2 separate regions of the Homo sapiens genome follow, and region 1 is linked to region 2. Evidence: read pairs that join two places in POLR2A ChIA-PET (ENCODE). Cell type or tissue: PC-9. All regions are shown on one strand. Each heading gives the region's core, and the rest is flanking DNA. Links, peaks and the distances in the headings are about the cores only.

Region 1 (8,334 bases), core at 255-8,254, 120 kb after region 2:
GCATGTATTCTACTACTCTGGGAAGTCCCACTGCCCTCAGCATGGTGTTGGCAGCTCAGCGTTCTTTGCAAATGATAACTCTTTTTGTGCTTACACCACAATCTGCCAAGGTGGTTACAATTTTTTTCTACTCTGCAGTGGGCTTAAGTAGCTGAAGTTTGTAATGTGTGATAGGTGGTAGAACAGCTTTGAACCCTAGGTTCTCTGATTCCACAGCCTGAGTTCTTCAACCCATTGTTCTCCTGCCTCAGTTCATTGTAGCATTGTTCATAATAATGAAAAGTGGGAAACAACTCCATGTTCACTAATAAGAGATTGGTTAAGCAAATGGATATTCCTATAAGGGGTTTCTGTAGAATTATCCATAATTTATTATGAATCAAAAGCAAGTAAAATAGAATATACAAAACCTAGTGTATAAACAGTATAATTCTGTTTTGTACTTTTTAAAAGAGTGTGTTTCTGTGTGTAGACATAGAAATTTCTGGTAGAAGATATGTGAAACAGCTAATAATGGTTATCTCTAGGCAATGGTAAAATAGTTCATTTTTATTTTCTTCCTGATGCCTTTTTATATTTCTATAATAAGAATGTATTGGTAATAATCAGGAAAAATACATTTCCATTTCTTTTAGACAAAGACGTTTGGATATAACAAAATATTTTCTGTATCCCAGGCCTTTGTGCATCTGGCTAATTCTCTCTAATTCTTTCTTCAGTGGTTTCTCTATCCCCTGCCTATGACTAGCACTACCCTATAAGGAAACAATCTGATTGTGTAAGCAACTGGAAATTCAAGCTCTATGTAATACCAATGAGTGGTATTCACTGCTTCCTGCCTCAAGCATTTCAGTCGTCTATGAAATCAACCTAAATTCCCAAATTACCCACTAAAATAAAACAACCTGAAAAAAATGTTTAAGAATGTTGGAGAGGACTGGTTAGTGTATTTTAACAGATCTATTTCCCATACTTTGCCTAAAAGCATAAATTTATTTTCCAAATATATATTCCTTTAGACTAGGGGTTGGCAATCAGGGCCATAGATTAAAAACCACACAGGGTACTTTTAAACCATTATTCCCCCAGGCCCCACACCAAGATTCTGGAGTGGATCGATACTTTTTTAAAACCTCCCCCAGGTGATTCTAATGTGCAGCCAACATTGAGAACCATTACTTAAACCAAATCCATTGCAACAACACAACCTGGAAATCCTGGGGAACGTATTGTAAAGAAATTTCTGATGGTTTGAGCTTTCAGTAGTGATTTGCATCTCCTGAGAATTGTACCTGGAGCTATGTCTCTAGGGACAGTGATGGGCTTGTGTGAATCTATTGTAAGGAGCCTGAGACCTGCATTTGTAGGAGGCCCACTGGTGTTCAGTCACAGTTGCTAAACGGGACAGAGAAAAACTGATGGCTCCTCTCCAGAATGGAGCCTCAAGATGTAAACTTTCCTCTTCACTTAAGGAAACTTAGCAGAGGTGAAGGAAAAGGAGGAAGCTGCATGTGCCCTAGAGGAAAGGAGGACAGGGAAGGCCTGAGGGAAAGGGCCAAGTCCTGGGCTCAGATGAAGATTGGAAAGTGGGGGCATGGAGGAAAGAGGAGAAGCAGCAGCCCCGCTCCCAGCATCATCAGAAATCCAGCAGCTCTGGCTTCTTCCTTCCATAGCGCATCCTCAATTCTCTGTCTTCTGTTTTTCACTCAGTCGGAATCACCCAATGGGAAAGGCAGCCTACCTGTCACTTCAGCACTGCCTGCACTTTTGGAAAAGTAAGTTTGTCGATTTTCCTCTTGGCTTCAGGGATCTCTCAGGAAATTTTCCCCATTTTACTTTCCTTCCTCCCATTTTTATCCCCAAAATGCAGTGGAAAGCAAATTAAGTTTTAAGGGAAATGAATGGGAGTCTGAAACCCACAAAGATTTCAGAACCTGTTTGCAAAATTCTTGAACCAGGAAGATGCCCTGAGTGAGGCCAAGTGTACCCAATCTTAGAGAGCCCAGAGAAGGCTGGAGCCTTCTCTGCCAATTGGGATTCCTTGGGCTACAGACAAAATAAAGCCCCAACTCAATGGGACTTAATTAAGTCCAGAGGTAGAGCTGCTCCTGGTATGGCACAGCAGGGCTCTAGCTCAGCGAGTCTACAACTTCCTTGCCTCTGGCCACATTGTATGTTAACTTCATCATCAGGATTGTGGCAAATGGCTGGTAGTTCCTGGGATCCCCTCCAGACAGGACAATACCTAGAGGAAGAAAGGGACTGTTTCTTGCCATGTTCCTTTCTTAGGAATAAACCCAGAAGCCTTTCACCAGTCTTCTCTATTATCTCATTGACAAATCTGGAAGGAAGTCCCTTTCTAAAAGAATCACTTTGGGAAAGGGATTGTCATTATGGGATTAAACTATTCCCTGGGGTTGGTGAGAGGGTCAGCTTCCCATAAAGCAAAATGACTCCATGAAGAAGAGTAAATTCCTGAACAGAATCATGTTGCTGTTAGGAAGTAGGAAGGAAAATGCATATTGGATTAGCAGCCAGCAGTTTCTGTGATTTTCTAGGCATCTATGCAATTTGCAGATCTTTTCATCCTCAGCCAGAGTAAGGCAGGCTGTTTCTATGCACTCAGAGGATTTTATAGCTTACTTTTCAAATTCTTTCATTTGCTTGCTGAAAAACATCTGGATCACACCTGCTGCCTCTCAGAATTTTCCCCTTGTGTCTTTTCTCACTTGGTAAAACATATACCTTATTCTTCCTTCTTCCTTGCCTCAAGACAGCTTTAGTCCTTTGTTTTTCTTTGCTGTTAGAAAAGTTTTGCTATCTGGCAGGGAACCTGTATGTTGGGACCCTTTTCAGTACAGACAAGCTCCCATCTCCAGACTCAGCCTGCCTCCTACATCTGTCATTCTGTATAGCCACCAGCTTATCACCCAGTGATTTGTTAGTCTTGAAGTTTGCCCAGCATTTCGTCTCTTTGCCACCTCACCCCCATAAGCTCACAGGTCCTTCGTGTTATAGAGGGTCTCTTGGGGTCTCTCTCTCTGTCTTTTCTTGATCACTACAGGGAAATTGTCAAGAGGCAACACAACCACCACCACATGGAAGTAACCGAGTTTACAGAAACTTACCAAGTCCCTAGAGTCATAGTACCTCATCCAGGGTCTCTGAATCTCTCCAGAAATGGTCACCTCATGCTCTGACTGAGAAACCCACTAAAATTCTCCCTGCCAACCTTCCCTTTGGGTGCACAGATCCCTACTTCAGAGAACCCTCAACTCTAGCCCCTTTCCCAACTCTAGGCCTGCAGAGCCACTCAAGGCAGAAGATCTCTTCAACAGACTCTTAATCATGACAGAGAGGGCCTGAACTCTGTAGAACTTATGCCAGGCCAGTTGAGCACTTCTGTCCAAGGCAGTGGGGATCATGAAAACATGAATTATCCTTGGTAAGGGAAACTGAGGTACAAAATTGGAGACAATAAGCAGCAGCCCCAAATTAGGAGTGTCAATGGGTGACGATCAATAGTGGCATCACCTTTCCAGTGCTTTATAGAACCTGGAGAGATATGGACAGAGTGGGGATTAAGGCAAGTCAAGCACACTGGGGCTGACTCGCCAGTTGGGAATATACCCATGTAAGAATGGTTGCAAAGAGGTGAGGGCATCTTTAGAGGAAGAGGGGTTCAGGATGAACAACAGCTTCCCCTTCTGGATTTCTCAAAGATGTTAAGTGATTTCCATTTAAAACTGGAAACATGGCCAGGCACGGTGGCTCACACCTGTGATCCCAGCAGTTTGGGAGGCTGAGGCGGGTGGTTCATGAGGTCAGGAGTTCAAGACCGCCTGGCCAAGATGGTGAAACCCTGTCTCTACTAAAAATACAAATAAATAAATAAATAAATATAAAGTGGAAAATTTACTTGATTCCCAACAGACTAACAATGAGACAATATATGAGTAAAAGTGAATTCGTATCTTCTGTCCTATACACAAATACAGTCAATTCTAACTGCCCTATCCATATCGTGAAAGAGAAATAATGTGTTATAGTTTAATATACATTGCTTTGGAGACTGTTGTATTCAGCTTTGTGTTAAAATGATTTCACCTTTCCTAAGCATACAGTGACAAAGCAGGAAGGGCACTGGCTAAGCAAAGGATAAGATCAAATACCCTGTGGCTAGTTCACAGGAAGATACTTGAGAGCTGGTTACACTGCTTCATGAGATTTCAGAGAATGCTGAGCCTTGTTCTTGGAGGTCATTTCGTAATGAACTGCTCTTCACTCACCAAGGGCCTAGAAACCTGTAGACTTAAACATATGGGTGGAGAGTGATATTTAAAGTTAGTCCTGAAGATGAAGAGAAAACAAAGCTCAAGAGCAGTTCCACAAGTAGAAATGGCTATGTAATTGTAGTCTTTTGTTCTTTCATTCCTTCAGCAATTAATCACCAAGGGCCAGGCACATAGAATGTACTCAAGGAGCTTGCAGTCTAGCGGGAAAGACAGATGGGAAGCAGCCTATTATAATACAACATGATGGGTGGGATCGTAAGGAAGTGTAGGTTGCTAAGGGAATGATGCACAGAAAATGAGCACCTAACCTGATTTTGGTGTAAGGTTGGGGGAACTGGGGAAGTGGGGGGAAGAGAGAGCTTAGAAAATGATTCCCCTTGGCTGGGCAGTGGCTCACGCCTGTAACCCCAGCACTTTGGGAGGCCAAGGCAAGTGGATGACTTGAGCTCAAGAGTTGAAGACCAGCCTGGGCAATATAACGAAAGCCCCATCTCTACAAAAAATATAAAAATTAGCCAGGCGTGGTGGCGTCCACCTGTAGTCCCAGCTACTCAGGAGGCTGAGGTGGGAGGATGGCTTGACCCCAGCCGGGAGAAGTTTCAGTGAGCTGAGATTGCACCACTGCACTGCAGCCTGGAGCCTGAGCGACAGAACCAGACCCTGTCTCAAAAAACAAAAAAAAAAAAGTTTCCCTCTAGGAACTTACTTTTAAAGTAAAAATCTAAAGGGTACATAATCAACTAGGTGAACAGGAGGTTAACAACATTCCAGGCTTTGTCCATGTGACAAAGTATGGAGTATTCAAGGAATGATGATAATGATAACGATGACAATGGTAATTACTGTTGACTATTTACAGCACTGATGACAATGGTAATTACTGTTAACTATTTACTGCACTGATGACAATGGTAATTACTGTTAACTACTGCACTGATGACAATGGTAATTACTGTTAACTATTTGCTGCACCTCGCTGTATGCCAAGTGCTTTGCTAATTGCTTTGTATTAATAATCTCAGTTAATCCTCACAGTAATTCCATGAGGTAGGTGTACTATTAATATCTCTGTTTTATAGATGAGGAAACTGAAGCTCAGAGAAATCGTCACTTGCCTGAGGTTACACAGCTGGTAGATAGCAGAGCACATGCCCTTACCCTTTTAATAGACCGCCCAACTGGAAGAACAAAACGAAGTTCAGTGTGACCATAGAGAAGAGGATGAATTTAAGAGCTATTTTTGAAAGAGCATGGTGACCGGTTGGGCATGGAGTGGAGAACAGAGTCGGGGTGAGAGACAGGGTGTGTGTGGAACCGTTCACAGAGCGATCAGCAAAACCAGGATGTAGATGATGCACAGGGTTAGTGTCAAAAAGGGGTTATTATGTTAATGTATCACAGAGCAATTTTAACTCTGAATCTCTAAAAATAACCATGTTTCTATACTCTTGAAGCACCCAGGGTAAATTCCTTAAAGATTTCACAGGACACTAAATTTGTACAGTAAGCAACTCCCCTTTGCTGATGGTATCTTGGAGTGAATTCCTCCCTCCCGCCACCCACCCCAATAAACTTGTGGCGGACCCCAGGTATCTAGAACTGAGTAACACGGAGTAAGGAAGCTTGGGTTCCCTGGGCTGGGCTTGTCAGAGGGAACCATGGCAGTGGGGGTGACTTGGAAATATTGCTGAGCCCAAGAAGATATGCCGATCACAAAGGATAGTAGCCACTTTCAAATATTGTTTACCATGTGGGAAAAGTTGAATCTAATATACCTGCCTGTCCAAAAATATATTTTGACTAAATAGTTCTTCACATTACTGAGAGCTGAGCACAATGACAAACATTTTTGACCTGGTGCACGTGTGAGAATAATGAGCCTCATTTTCATGAATCATCCCAGAAAGAAAGCACATAGGATTTCAGGCAGGGGACAGATGCCAAGATCCATGAGCCTTCGGGCCAGAAATCCCTAGGGTGGGCACAGGCTGTGCTCAGCTCCAGTTTATAGCCATGATTACAGATTCGTTTAGTCCAACCCAAACACTGGGTTCTCAGGAAATAACCATTTACAGAGAGGACTTGTGCCTTTTACAACATTCCTAGTAGGGACTGGATAAGTCATAGTGAAACCGATGCAACTTGACAGGCACTTAAAGGCACCTACTGTATGCCAGGCACTATTCTGACCCAAACACAGTCCTTCTTCCTGTGATGACAGTCATATGCAGGTATCTAAAACATACATCAATGCCTCCCTGTGAGTCATGCTGTCACAGAGGTGCGGTGGCAGCATAAAGGGAGAGAGAGGGCCAGGTGCGGTGGCTCATGCCTGTAACCCCAGCACTTTGGGAGGCCGAGGCAGGTGGATCACTTGAGGCCAGGAGTTCGAGACCAGCCTGGCCAACATGGTGAAACCCCATTTCTACTAAAAATGCAAATATTAGCCAGGCGTGATGGTGCACGCCTGTAATCTCAGCTACTTGGGAGGCTGAGGCAGGAGAATCGCTTGAACCTGGGAGGTGGAGGTTGCAGTGTGCCCAGATCATGCCACTGCACTCCAGCCTGAGTGACAGAGCGGGACCCTGTCTCAAGGAAAAAAAAAAAAAAAGGAGAGATCAACTTTAACCAGAGGGTGTGGGGGAGGGGAGAACACCAGCAAAGGTTTCACAGAGGAGAAGGCATTTGAGCTTAGTCTTAAAGATGCTTAGAGAGAAACTTCCAGATAGTTAGAGAAGATATTTAGGAAACTACAAGCTCAGTTTAGAGGTCAGGAGAGAACAGCAAACATTTTACATGTTGTGTTTCCCCCACTTGCCACCCTACCCACAACCCCTCCACTCCCCCCTACCCACCCTCCACACACACACACAGTAAACAAAGGCCCTCCCAGCCACTTACACTGTAGACAAGCAGCCTTGAAAAGAGGGGCAGCATGGAAGCCATGGTCCAGCCTGAGGGCAGGAAGGGCTTCACTCAGCAGAGTGAAAGGAAGAGACTTCTGTTGAAAGAAAGGCAGGGGGATTCATGGAGGGCTTCTATTGAAAGAAAGGTGGGGGTTCATGGAGGGCTTCTATTGAAAGAAAGGTGGGGGTTCATGGAAGGCTTCTATTGAAAGAAAAGCGGGGGTTCATGGAGGGCTGGAAAGTCCATCTTGACACACAGGTAGAAGACCAAGGTGAGAGTCCCAGCACCAATAACGTGAATTTAGGCAAGTCACTTAATCAACCTGAGCTTGGGTTTCTTATCTGTGAAATGGGATAATACCCCACCTAGGTGGCAGATAGTGCAGTCAGAAGAATGGGCACATATCAGACTGCACAGGGTAAAATTTGAGCTCTACCACACACTGGTTGTATGATCTTGGGCTGGTCCCGAGATCATACACATTCTCTCACTTGATCTTTCCAATGATAAGAAGAGCTAAAAGTTAACTTACTTATCAGGCTCTGTTCTAACATCTCATTTAAGGCTCACAAATGACCCAAGAAGGTATTACTGTTCTCTGTTTGACAGATATGAAATCACTTGAAATGCGATTCTCATGCCTCAGCCTACTTTTTGAGCCTTGGTTTCCTCATCTGTCAAACAGAGAACACTAATACCTTCTTGGGTCATTTGTGAGCCTTAAATGAGATGTTAGACCACAGCCTGATACATATAAGTTAATGTTTAGCTCTTCTTATCATTGGAAAGATCAAGTGAGAGAATGTATATGAGAGCCCTATAGGGGAGCTGAAATGAACAGAAGATCTGCATGTAAAAGAGTCGATGAAATGGGCTTCCTGGCCCTGCTAGGGAAAAGTTTTCCTCTCTAGAGATCAGTGACCCAAGGACAATGAGAGCTTTGTTTACAGTCACTTATCTGCAAAATTCTAAGGTGCATAATGTGTGATGACACACAATAGACATGCACCTGAGAAAGTTCCTAAAGCCATTTTATGAAAATGTAATGTTAATTTACCATACCTTAAATTAGTTCACATTTAGGGTTCCTCTGACTCTGAAGTGTCTCAGTAATATATAACAAGCTCTCCCT
Region 2 (8,334 bases), core at 9-8,008:
TGGTATTAAGCCTGGTTCTGCTTTGGTGAACCCCACTTCGTTGCCTTTTGTAGTCTGAGCGTGTCTTGCTTAATAGCAAACACTATTTTTTTTCATAGCCTGTTTGGCTCACACCACATTTTTAGCCCACCAGAATTCCCACCCCACCCCTCTACATCCACATTTGAAACACAGGCAGGTAATCTCTGGGCCATGGGGTGACAGCTTACGTGCAGAGCCAAAGTGGCTGCCAAAGTCTATACACCTTTGAGGGGGTTACCCACTCTCCTCAGGCCCTTGCTGCTCTCAAGGAACCCACCACCTAGGTGCTGTGTCCCCAGAGTTCTGCCCTGCAGTTTTCCAATCCCAGGATGCTTAAACATTCAGAAAAAAAAACAGGCATTATTCCTGTCCGTGAAAGCTGAGGGAGGTCTCTAGCACCCTCAAAGCTAGCTTTTGGGCCAGGCATGGCGGCTCACGCCAGCACTCTGGAAGGCCAAGGCAGAAAGATCACTTGACACCAGGAGTTTGAGACCAGCCTAGGTGGCCGGGCGCAGTGGCTCACGCCTGTAATCCCAGCACTTTGGGAGGCCCAGGCGGGCGGATCACGAGGTCAGGAGATTGAGACCACGGTGAAACTCCGTCTCTACTAAAAATACAAAAAATTAGCTGGGCGCAGTGGCGGGCGCCTATAGTCCCAGGTACTCGTGAGGCTGAGGCAGGAGAACGGCGTGAACCCGAGAGGCGGAGCCTGCAATGAGCCGAGATCGCGCCACTGCACTCCAGCCTGGGCGACAGGGTGAGACTCCATCTCAAAAAAAAAAAAAAAAGAAAAAGAAAAGAGATCAGTCTAGGCAACATAGCGAGATCCTATCTCTATTAAAAAAAAAAAGATTTTTTTTTTTAAAAACTAACTTTTGGAGAATCTAAAGCAGGCTTAGATGCTTTGCGAAGATATCTTTTTCTTCTACTCTAGAAGAAGGAAGGAAGATCACAAAGGAAGGCTCAGATCCAAAGTGAATTCTTTGTCTAGTGCATGGTTTATTTTAAATGGGAAAGTTCAAGGTTACAAAAACAAATGATTTGTATGGGGCATTTGTGAATTCTGAAGCATAGATATTTCTTCATGTTTGAAAGATGTGCTCAGATATTTGTGCGATTTTTGTCATTGTTGAAATAAAAGAGGTAGTGAGGCTGTGGAACATTGCACTTAGCATGATGTAAAAAATAAATAAACAACAGTACAGGCCCCAGTGTCCCAAGGAAAGGGAGAAAATGTGGTCCTGTTTGGTCTTCCTCTCACATGGTCCCGGAACACCTCAATGAAAAGTCTCTTCCTGACATACCAAACCGTGAGTTGGATGGCTTTACTGATTGAATGGAATAAATTGGCCAGGTAAGCTGTTGTCAAGAAGACTGACCTGCAGAAGTGGAATGCTTACTTTTTCTTTGTCCTTAACTATTGATTTTGTTAAAATCTCTTTATATGACCTTGGCGTTAGATTGCATTGACTTGATTAGATAGCTTTTGGAAATGAATTTCTTGGGGAAAGAATTGAATTCAGTGTCAGTAACTGGATTAAAGGAAAGAGATGGGCCTTGGGGTGTTGAGGCCTAGCCCTACCATACAGCACCCGTATGATCTTGGATAAGGCATTTCAATTCTCTAAGTTTCATTATCTTAACAGGAAAATGCAGACCAAACTCTTTTTGTGAATATGCTTTGAGAGTAGATGATGTATATAAATTGCCCTCTATGGTATCTGGTATTATACAAAGTAAGTCTTTGATATTTGCTTGTTTTCCTTTTCTCCTCTGTTCCTCTTCCTATCTCCCTCTTCAACTTCTGCTTGTGTCCAAGATGTTCATCTTTAGCACCAAAGGAGAGATGTTTTTCGAGGGCATGTCTCAGAAGCTGAAAGACTGGCTGACTGGTTTCCTTCAATGTTTATGACTTTCCCATTGGACTCTGAAATGTGGCTCTGAAAATCTTTGTGTCTGTAGCTGCATGTCAGCATAAATACTCACACTTGATTTTTGGAATTAAGGTAGAGTGGAAGAGAATATGAGCTCTGGAGCTAAACTATCTGTGTTCAAATTCTAACTTTGCCACTTACATGACCTTGCATAAGTCACTACCCTCTAGGTGTCAGTTTCCTCATCTGTAAAATGAAGATAAGAATAGCATTTAACTTACAGAATTAACATGTGGTGAAACAGCTTAATATATATAAATACTCAGAACAGTACCCAGCACTAGAAGTAGCATTTGAATGTTGGCTACAGTGATGATGATGGGATGGTGATGATGATGGTGGTCTCCCCTGTTAGACTATAAACCTGAGGCAGGGAGTATGTCTAATTTGTGCCCCATGCCTAGCACCCAGCACAAGGGCTTAGTCCATGAAGGAGACCCTCAGAAAATGCTTGTGGGATGAATAAATGCCTGCATGAATTAATAATATGAAAATAATAAGGGATCAGTGTGCCAATAAGGCAGACGCATGTGGGTGCTTCATATGTGTGTATTTTCCTTCTGGGTGAGAGTTCTTCAAATATTCTAGTTTCATTGTGAAATTTTTGGAGGAATTAAACCCAAAGAGCTTAAAAATGTATAAGATTTGCATTCAGATTCCATGGCAGGGACTAAATGCCAAGGGTTGAGCACCTTTGTAGGGCAGGGGCACTCCTGCATAAGGCAGGTCACAGCCTGGGATCAGACAGGGATTAATGTGGGTCAGGTGGGATGGATCCTGGAGAGGTGGTCTTCATGCCATCCAACCAGGACCTGGAGCATCCTGGAATCATAGGAGTCTGACCTGAGGCTAAGCAGGACCCTGGGAATGCTCTCACTCGCGTGGCCCCTGAAGAAACCATGATCCCAAAAGCCACGAGCCATGCAGGACCTCAAGAGCTTGTCTGTCAAGTAGAAGGAGAGTGCCATCTGTCATGGTAGGCTGGCTTTGAGAGGGACAATCTTCAGGCCATGTGAGTGGGATAGGGTCTCAGGTATACCCAAGCCCGAGAACAGACACAGCATCTCAGATTCTGATGGGGTAGGGGGGCGGTCATATGATCCTATCCAGATCCAACACTGTTATCATCCTTAGATACGGGTTCAAATCTTGGCTTTCACCATCTATGAGATCTTTGAACCTCAGTTGACTAATTTATAAAATGTGACTCATAATGACACTTAGTAGGTACTCAATAAATTCATTAATTCATTCAGTCAGTCAGTCAAGAAACATTTACTGAGTGTTTACCTATGTGCTGTTGTGGGCACCAGGAATACAACAGCTGACAAAACAAAGTTCCTGCTTTCACATTCTTGAGGCAGAATATAGACAACAGACAAACAAATATGTAACATATTAGATAGCAATAAGTGCTATAAAGGAATAAAAGAGGGGATGGAGTGACAGGGTAGAAAGTGATACTTTAGATTGGATGGTCATGGAAGGTGACCCTGCATAAGGTGACATTTGAACAGAGACTCAAGAACATGGAGGGAGTGAGCCCAGCAGATAATAACTGGGGAAGAGTATTCCAGGCAGGGGAACAGTAAGTGCAAATGTCCTGGGAGTGGAAGATCACTTGGAAGAGCAGTGAGGAGTGAGACTGGAGATAAAGTCCAGGAAACCAGGATTAGATCATGTAGGGCCTCTTAAGCCATGGAAAAGATGCTGGCTTTTCATACTGAGTGATGTGGGAAGCTATTAGAAGGTTATGAGCAGGGGCCGGATGCGGTGGCTGACGTCTGTAATCCCAGCTCTTTGGGAGGCCGAGACAGGCAGATCACTTGTGGTCAGGAGTTCGAGACCAGCCTGGCCAACGTGGTAAAATCCCATCTCTACTAAAAAATACAAAATATAGCCAGGTATGATGGTGGGTGCCTGTAATTCCACTTACTCGGGAGGCTGAGGCAGGAGAATTGCTTGAACCTAGGAGGCAGAGGTTGCAGTAAGCTGAGCTTGCGCCACTGCACTCCAGCCTGTGACAGAGTGAGACTCCATCTCAAAAAAAAAAAAAAAAAAGAAGTTTAGGAGCAGGGAGTGACATGATCTAACTCATAATGGAAAAGAATCAGGCCAGGCACATAATCCCAGCACTTTGTGAAGCTGAAGCAGGAGGAAACAACCATCTCTACTAAAAATATAAAAATTGGCCGGCCATGGTGGCACATGCCTATAGTCCCAGCTACTTGGGAGGCTGAGGTGGGAGGATCACTTGAGCCCAGGGAGGTTGAGGCTGCAGTGAACGTCACCATTGCACTCCAGCCTGGGCAACAGAGTGAGATCCTGTCTCAAAATAAATAAACAAATAAAAGAATCACTCTGCCTGCTCTGTGGGGGCAGGGGAGCACTTAGGAAGCAATTGTGTTGATTACGTGGCAAGAAATTGTGGTTGCTTACACTAGTAAAGATGGTAAGAAATGGTCAGATTCTGGATATATTTCTAAGGTAGAGCAAAAGGACTTTTTGATGAGTTCCCTGTGGGTTGCGTGGGGAACTGGAGGAAAATCACAAATGACTCATGTTTTGTGCCTGAGCTACTTGAAGGATGGACTTGCCATTGACTGAAATGGAGAAGACTGAGGGAAAAGCAGGTATTAGGGGTTGGACACGTGTTAGAAATGTCTATAAGATGCCCCGAAAATGTATTGAGTAAAATAGCACCTGGGCGTATGACTTTGGAGTTAAGGGAGAGGTCCAAGCTGGACATAAACGTTGGAGAGTTTTCGGAATACAGATGGTATTGAAAATCATGAGCTTGAATAACATCATCTTGAGAGTGAGGATAGAAAAGAATCTGGGTCTGGGGCCCAAGCCCTGGAGCTGCCAAGTGTTGCACATGAGAGAGATGAGGAACAGATACATCCTTCCTTCCCCCACTCCTCCTCCTCCTTCTTTTTCTTTCTTTAATTCGGTTAGCCTTCACTTGAACAAATCTGCTTACAAAGCTTCTTTTGGGTTTGCTCTTTAAAAGTAATATGTGCACTTTTTAACTTCAAAGACTTTTAAAAAGAAAAAAACACCCAACTCTGGGCTGTGGAAGAAGGCCTCGTGGTGCAGGCATTGAACCAGCAAGGCCAGTGCATCTGGAGATCAAGTTCCTTTTAGGATTAGTGAAATCGAGCTTTTGTTAGCATTCATCTAATGGTGGAATGTCAACGTGAAAACCTCAGAAATCCTTTTCTGCTCCACATCTCTTTCTTTTTTCCATTTAACAGAAAAACTATGTGAAGCCAGAAGGGAGAATCTGAGAAAGATTTGACTCTTCCTTAGTGAGATAAACAATCTGTTGTGTCATGGCACCAGCATAAAAATCCTGTGTTTGAAGAACAGGCTGAAACACAGTGTTTCTCAGGATAGTTTAGGAAAGGGCAAAGTAGGGATAGCTCAACTCCTGTGATAAAGATCTTAGGGTCTCAGTGGACCATAGATTTCCCATGAGCCAAGTAATGACATGGCTGATACAAGAGCAAACACAATCAAAGTAGTCTAGTGTACTGGCCATAGGAAATCAGAATCCCCTGAATAAAGAGGATGCTGGTTGGATGACACAAGCAGTCCACGATGCTATTCCAGGCATTGCATTATGAGAGGGACTTTGGCAAAGTGTGTGGTGTTCAGTGGAAGAGACCCGCATGGGACAGGTTTTAAACAAACAACAGGAGTTTGGCTTCAGCTGGAGCCTTGGGCATGCTGTAGTCACTGTCTTTAGATATTTGCCAGGGAATGAGGGAGATTGGTTCTGTATTACTCCTTAGAGAGAACTAAAGGAGAGAAAGTGACATAGAAGTTTTTATGGTTGGAATGGGCTTAACATAAAGGAATGAGCTCTCTCGCCCTTTCTCTCAAATGGAGGATAAGTTAATCAATAGTCAGGGATGCTGTAGAGCAAAGACTTTTAGGTGCGGGCCAGTGGATGAGCCTCAGGAGGTCTGTAAATCCCATGAAAGCACAGGCCAAATGGTATAGGCATGTGTGTATTTTTCTGGGGAGGAGATTCATAGCTTTTTGTCAGATTCTCAGAGTTATGGGACCCTAAAAATGTTAAGAAGGTCTGCCACAGCAAATACCTGTAAGCTGCAAGGTTTGAACCCTGTGGTCTCCTTAGACTAAGTTCAATGGTTTTAACTAGCTTGAATAACCCCCATTCCCTGGCTGAGTGGTTCTGTGGAAAGAACATTGACTTTGCAGTTGGACAGATTTCAATTTGAATTCTAGCTCAGCTACCTTCTACTTTTGTGACTGGGCAAATTGCTTAACTTCTCTTCAGTGTCTTCATTTGTAAAATAGGAATAATAAAATCAATCTCACTGGGCCATTAAATCACATAATGCAGGTCACCTGGCACAGTTCTTAGCTCATACCAGGAGCTTAGTAAATGCGAGGTCCTTTCCTCGCTCCTTTTCTCTAACATATTTTATTGCCTATCCCACCTACGGCCACCCTGTTTATCACGTGGTCCAAGATATGGCTATCTGGTCAGAGAGGGATATCTGCCTTAAAGGTAGCTAGTAACTTTGGAGACTTGGCTTAAACAGACAAACCAGGTCTTTTTTTTAATCTGAAACAGGAGATAGCTGTCAGAGGGTCGGGGCAGGAGAAGGCTAGAGCTGAGAGGCCATGATGGGCCATAGCAATGTGAGTGTGCAGAAAAAGCCGGAGAAGAGGTAGGAAGAGGAGGAGGAAGAGGAGGAGGAGGAGGAGGAGAAAATGGATTCTCAGAGAGAAGGGGGAGAGAGAGAGAGATTACATGGCCTGTGAGATCACATGGTGTGTGGGAGACAGGGACGCAGACATTCACACAGATTAACAGAGTAAGGGCTTCAGTTCCTGACAGCCCTCTGCTCCCTCAAGGTCTGGGTGTACTTAATTACCAGTCCTGGGTTCTGTGGGGGTTCAGTTATCATTGGCACAGGCCCCTTTAACACTTGAGCCAGCCAGAGTTGATTTCTGTTCTTTGCAACTCAAAGAATCCTGCACTCTCCCCATCAATTCTGCTATTGGGTCCAGCAGAGTCCGCTCACCCAGCTGGCCCAATCTGGAATCCCTTCCTCCTCCCTTGATTTTCCCTATTCAACTCAACACTCAAGGCCCCACTGAAGCTTCTCCCTCTGTCATGAAGCCATTCCTGACCACTCCGGGAGCCAGAGACCTCTTTTTCCCAGAAGCTCCGCTTCTACAGCTTCTGAGCTTCTACAGCTTTTGTAGCATTCCCAGCCCTGCCCCATCTTCGTATGGGCAGGCTGGGTAGAGGTTTCCTTGTGGGCAGAGTCCATACCTCATTTCATCCTTGCCTGGCCTGGTCTGTGCCTAGAACCAAGCAGAGCCCAGCAGGCAAGTAGCCATTGGCTCTATTCACTCAGACCCCAAACTGGCTGCACCTGGGCCTCTCCTCTTACTTAGCAAGGATGTGATTTCAATTCCTGTGTTCCCATGCTGTTTCTGGTGTTCTTGAGGTGTTCCCTCTGGTGTTCCCTATTGACTCATTTTCTCCATGCACAATTCAGCTCAGATCTCCCTTCAAAGACCTGGAACCTATCTCTCCATGCCCAGTAACTAGATTTTTTATTCTTCCCAGTTTAATTCAGCCAACATTTTCACTTAACATGTATTAGATGTTAAACTAGGCACTGGGGCTATTGCATCAGGAGGCAGTGTGAGCCACTGGTTTTGGGTGCTGGTTCTAGAATTTGACTAACTGAATTAAAATCTAAGCTTGCATTCTGACAGCTGTAACCTTGGTCAAATTACTTATCATCCCCAACCCTTAGTTTCCTCACCTTTAGAATGGGTTGATATTCATAACAACAACATGCCTGCCTTGTAGGGCTTTAGTGAGGATCGGATGAGATTATCCATATGAGGGGCTTAGCCCAGTGCCTGGCTCATAATAAATAATCAATACATCACTGTTGTCATTGCTGTTACTATTATTATTATAAAGATGCATTGCCTGGGTCCTTATCTTTGAGGACCTCACAACCAGGTAGAGGAGGCAGAAAAGCCCCAATATTAGGCCACTGACCATTGTCCATGTAAAATAATAATAATAATAATAATAATGAAAGAAAAAAAAATAAAGTTCTAACATCAGACGATAGGTGTGCAATACTGAGTTTCTCTTTGGTGTGCTCCAGCATTCTCATGGGCTACGAATGGGGTAAAGACAGGCTGAGATACTGATTCCTATCTGTTCTTTGAATGTATTGGTAGGGTGTGGGGCTACCACAATCCCCAGCTGACCACCTGCAGCCATGAACAGTCTTGTTCACTCACCCTTGTGAGCAGGTAGACAGCCATGGAAAGCTCTGCTGTAATGATGTGTGTGAGCACAGGGTGC

Evidence for each region. Peaks named below come from ENCODE experiments on the same cell type or tissue, not always from the same donor. Only the 100,000 strongest peaks of a DNase experiment are listed, where the experiment ranks them.
Region 1: POLR2A ChIA-PET joins it to region 2 with 9 read pairs; 2 of 35 experiments call an interaction of 5 or more read pairs at or near these places.

Annotation. Positions count from the first base shown.
Region 1 is chr11:10,584,989-10,593,322 of GRCh38, reverse strand. It overlaps IRAG1 (inositol 1,4,5-triphosphate receptor associated 1), which reads left to right. Exons shown (of 21, transcript NM_130385.4): 18 at 1,711-1,775. It overlaps IRAG1-AS1 (IRAG1 antisense RNA 1), which reads right to left. Exons shown (of 4, transcript NR_046375.1): 2 at 4,173-4,311. Among named protein-coding and RNA genes, the nearest start is that of LYVE1, 20 kb to the right of the region's middle. In PC-9, for the core only: no CTCF peak of the experiment used is centred there; DNase peaks (open chromatin) are centred at 792, 4,172 and 6,542; H3K27ac peaks cover 4,390 bases.
Region 2 is chr11:10,706,736-10,715,069 of GRCh38, reverse strand. No RefSeq gene overlaps it. Among named protein-coding and RNA genes, the nearest start is that of IRAG1, 17 kb to the right of the region's middle. In PC-9, for the core only: no CTCF peak of the experiment used is centred there; no DNase peak of the experiment used is centred there.